2 separate regions of the Homo sapiens genome follow, and region 1 is linked to region 2. A link is an interaction called in ENCODE POLR2A ChIA-PET data of the cell type or tissue named here. Cell type or tissue: HepG2. All regions are shown on one strand.

The links. Peaks named below come from ENCODE experiments on the same cell type or tissue, not always from the same donor. Only the 100,000 strongest peaks of a DNase experiment are listed, where the experiment ranks them.
Region 1: POLR2A ChIA-PET joins it to region 2 with 7 read pairs; 2 of 35 experiments call an interaction of 5 or more read pairs at or near these places.

Annotation. Positions count from the first base shown.
Region 1 is chr7:152,989,050-152,991,549 of GRCh38, reverse strand. No RefSeq gene overlaps it. Among named protein-coding and RNA genes, the nearest start is that of ACTR3B, 230 kb to the right of the region's middle. RefSeq lists enhancers at 689-1,682, 1,683-2,500. In HepG2, no CTCF peak of the experiment used is centred here; a DNase peak (open chromatin) is centred at 1,489.
Region 2 is chr7:152,908,818-152,911,317 of GRCh38, reverse strand. No RefSeq gene overlaps it. Among named protein-coding and RNA genes, the nearest start is that of ACTR3B, 150 kb to the right of the region's middle. In HepG2, no CTCF peak of the experiment used is centred here; DNase peaks (open chromatin) are centred at 677 and 1,427; H3K4me3 peaks cover 573 bases.

The sequences.
Region 1 (2,500 bases), 80 kb before region 2:
AGGGAGGGGAACAACACACACTGGGGCCTGTCAGGGGTCAGGGGGAGGGAGAACATCAGGATAAACAGCTAATGCATGCTGGACTTAATACCTAGGTGATGGGTTGATGGATGCAGCAAACCACCATAGCACACATCTACCTATGAAACCTGCACATTCTGCACATGCATCCCAGAACTTAAAATAAAAAAATTTTTAATCTGCATTTTACATACAATAAAGTTAACATCAAGTAGAGGAAGAAATTAAATATACATTTGTCTCAGGGTAGGTGGAGGGATAATTTCTAGCCTTGTCTTTGTCCCGTACCTATGAAGATAAGCTGTTAATTTACATGTTAGGGGGAAGGAGGCCACCTGGGGAGATATGTGGCCTTCTATCTTTGCAGCTATCTGTTGAGGAACAAACGGAAGGCAGTTTTTTGCATGACTCAGTTCCCAAGCTTAACTTTTCCCTTTGGCATAGTGAGTTTGGGGTCCTGAGATTTTATTTTCCTTTCCCAAATAGATGGTGGATAAATAGATAAATAGATGATGGATGGATAGATTAGATAGATGATAGAAATGATAAATAAATAGGATACATTTAAATATCTCTTTTTTCACAAAAGCCCTCCTGACTTCCGTTCCTCTTATCCCAGGGCAATGGCACAAGTTAATGGGTTCTTAGTATTCTTTGAAGGAAAGACCTTAAGAAATAGGATAGCACCAATTACACCACCATTGATGGATAGCGAGAGGGTGCTGGGTTTATTATTTACCTTCTACAAGCAACAATAGCATTTTATAAAATTGTTATTTGTGATTTGAGAAAAATTCTAAATTTAGAAGATTGATTTATACAAAAATTACTATTGCCATTTTGGTCATGTCTTTTATCTTCTTAGTGGTTTCAAACACTAGTAGAAAACTAAAAAATATATATGATTACATGAAGCACAATTCCTTTTTATTAATTTGCCTAAACATTTTTTTTAACACGAAATGTGGAAGATCTTCTCTTTGCTCCCCTTTCAGTCTAGCATGAACACCAAAGCATGGACAGCCCTGAAGATGGTCTCTTTAGGGGATCCATGAACACCTTGAAGGCTGCAGTGAAAGTTTACGTTAAGACCAAGTCATTAGCAAGTGAATTGTTGGGAATAAACGCTCAAAATCCTAAGGAGATTGAACATTCAAACAAAGAATTCTTAGCAAAGCAATTTTACTTCCGTGCAGAGGGGTGCCTCCTTGGCCAGTCACCATGAGAGCACACCCGAACAAAGAGGCATGAGAGCCTTTATTCCTGATGCAAGTCCTGCCCCGCACCCTTTCCCCATTGGCCGGGGTCGGGTCGAACAATCTGAACTAATCCTGGTTGGCTAGATATTTGAACTTTCTTTAGATAAGGTGAGCACGTAAGGGAGAGAGGGGGAAAAAAAAGAGGAAGGGGTGTCTGCAATGAGCTAGAGAGCTAGTCTCCTTTCCAAATAAGGAAAGGAATGGGAGCTGGTACTGATAAGCCTGTACTGTGGCATGTCCGGGCATGTAACAAAGGCAGAAAAGAGAAAAAGGAAAAAGGGGTGGGGGGGGGCAGGGTACTACCAATTAAAGAAGAAAGGACTGATCAGGCTGTGTGAAGGGAAACCTCATCATATTCCACAGCTTGATCTCACTCACACCAGAAGATACTATTAAAGTTGTGCCAAAAGCCTTGAGATTTAAGAAGTCTGCAGAAGGGAGGCCTGAAAATACTGGTCTCCTTTACAGTTGTAAAATTATAACCCAGGTAACAAACCTGCACACGTACCCCCTGAATCTAACATCAAAGCCAAAATGATTTAAATAAATAAATAAAACTGTAAAAATAAAGAATTTACAGTTGCTAGGGTGTAACTACAGTTTTATCCTCCCCAACAAGAGGAAGAATTCCAGGACCCAAGGAGTTAGATGGTACAAAAGGCAACCAGTCAACAAGACACCTTAGCAGTACCAGCTGACCTGTCAGGATGGTCCGTGTTGTCTCCAGGAGGCACCAATAATGAAATCACAGCCCACCCCAACCCCAAGTGAGATGCTTTCTTGCTTTGATCTCAGGACAGAGAGCAGGACAAGTACCCTAAGGTCTTCCAAGGTACATACCCTGCATTTCTTCCATTTGTGCTGCCTCCAACTATTTAAAGTCTCTATTTAAGGTGTTGCCCATAGGCCAGCATCATCAGCATCACCTGGGAGCTTATTATAAATGCAGAAACTCAAGCCAGACTGAGTTTAGCCAAACTCAGCGCAGAAGAAAAATTGCACTGGGCAGAGGTTAAACAGGGTAGGGAGACTGTATTCAAGAGTATTGCAATCAGGGCCAAGACAAGTGCAATAGAGGAGAGAGAATAAACTCCACTCTGCTGAAACAGAAGGCAGGGGACTTTGAGTGCTGGGTGAACTAGTGGAGAAGTCTTGGAGGATGTTATGGGAGAGACTGGTCAATGTGATTAGGCATCTGTGTTTGCTAATTGGAGCTTATC
Region 2 (2,500 bases):
AGAAATATCAAGTTCACTCATCACTTTTCACAGAGGAAGGAGACAATGAAATCTTTATTGGAAAGTTCTGTGTGTCAGGAATGCACTTCATCTTGTCGGGGAAGCGCAGCCAGGAAATATATGGCCCGATAGGAATCATCAGCACAGGAGGAAGCCCCAACCAAACACGGCGTCTCAGCAGCTTCCAGGGCTCTGTGTCCAATGGCTTCGACATTTCCATTCCTTGGTGGCTTGTTTTTGTCAGTCAGTCTGACATTCAGTGCCTTCCAGAAGCCCTTGGATGCTGAGAGAGTTGAGCCTCTTGAGTACCCTATTCCCTGCCCCACACTGAGATGGCTCCAGGTGACAGATGCCTGCCAGGCACGAGCACCTGTGGAGGGCTGGGGAGAGGGACACGTCAAAAGGAGACGCAGGCCCTGTGAAGGGAGGCCTGGGGTGATGTGATGCCACAGAGTCCTCTCGTACCTGCAATTAGCCCTGGGAGGTGGCCACCCCAGGGAGGGGTGACCGCAGTGGCAGTGACGCCCCCGCAGAGACAGAACCTGACAGCCCCGCCCCCAGCAGTTAGAGCAGCAGATCCCTCCTGGGGGTGCTGGGTGTCGCATCTCCACACCCCCTACAAAATACACAAAGTACATGCCACTAGCTCTAATGAGGCTCTTGGCAGTTTCCCAGCAATTTCCGTTTCATTCGACCTTCAGAATTTGCAGAAAGAATGCTATGAATGCACTCCTAATGAGAAGGATAGAGATCAAGGTCAAGCACCTTCATGAAGCCAGTGAGCTCGGTTTCCAGCACCCCATTCCCCTCCCCGTGATTTCCCCTTGGCTCCCCCAAAAACTCACCCTTCCCATGAGACCCTAGTCCTGCCTGTCACCAAAGAAGGATGTAAACATGAACAGCATAGGAGAAATGAAGAAAAGAATCTTCCCTAAAAGCCAGCACAACCTTGCAAGCAGATGGGAAGACCGTGCTGGGTGGGCTGGGAGCTGGCCACAGCCGGTAATTATGCTTAGTAATTAGTACATTCCTGACACACAGGATTTTCCAATAAAGATTTCACTCTCTCCTTCCCCTGTGAAAAGTGGTGGCCACCTGAACCTTCATCTTTCCTTGAAGTTCTCAATGTATGTATGTATGTATTTTTAGGGACAGAGTCTCTCTGTCCCCCAGGCTGGAGTGCAATGCTGAAATCATAGCTCACTGCAGCCTCGAACTCCTGGGTTCAAGCAATCCTCCCGCCTTGGCCTCCCAAAGCATGAGGATTATAGGTGTTAGCCACTGCACCCGGCCTAGATTTTGATTTTCCAAGGCTATCAGTTATCGGAGTAGAAACACCCTGCTCCTCCTACAAAGCTGTGATGCAGGAAGAGAAAAAAACAAAGAACCTTTTCTTCTTTTCTCTTAGACCAGCGTGCCTCACTGCAGGCCTTGCTGACACTGGAGCCCTGAAATTCCTTGTGTGGGGCCATCCCGTGCGTCATAGGACATCCAGCAGGTCCCTGGCCTCCGCCCACTAAATGCCAGTCACACCATCAAAACTGTCCCCAGACATGAGTTAAATGTCTCCTGGGAAGCAGAACTGTCCCTAGTTGAGAACCACTGCCTTAGGCTAATTATTTTCTGATGGAACATAGCTAAAAACTAATGAAAGGCAAAAATGATAATTATGGAAAACATGAACAGCATAAAAATAACCAATCTGAAGTCTAAGTTTACTTTCCAAGAATCTCATTCAAATCCTCAAAGAACTTCATGACATCCAAATGCCCTCACTCCAGGGCGGCTGCGATGCAGCTCTGGTGGCACAGGCTGCCTGGCGTCCCCTCCCCTGTGCCGTCTCTTCACATGGGAGCAGAGTACCCGTGCTCTTCTCGACACTGTCAAGAAGCAATGCCTGCTCCCCAGTTTAGAAAAATGTGTTTTGAAAAGGCAGAGGAGGTGGAGAAAAGAAAAAAGTAAGAAGAGGAGGAAACTGTTATAAACATTTCAAAGATTTCAAAGGCAAAATTATTTTCTCTTTAATAACTCATAATTACCACTATGCAGCCATAAAAAAGAATGAGTTCACGTCCTTTGCAGGGACAAGGATGAAGCTGGAAACCGTCATTCTCAGCAAACTAATGCAGGAACAGAAAACCAAACACCACATGTTCTCACTCATAAGTGGGAGTTGAACAATGAGAACACATGGACACAGGGAGGGGAACATCACACACCGGGGCCTGTCAGAAGGTGGGAGGCAAGAGGAGGAGAGCATTAGGACAAATACCTAATGCATGTGGGAATTAAAACCTAGATGACGAGTTGATAGGTGCAGCAAACCACCATGGCACATGTATATCTATGTAACAAACCTGCACGTACTGCACATGTATCCCAGAACTTAAAGTAAAATTAAATGAAGTTAAATTTAAAATTTAAAAACTCATAATTCCCATCAGTTTAATACAAGTATTTTCATTTTTGTATATTCCTATCCAGCATGGGTCCAAGTGCA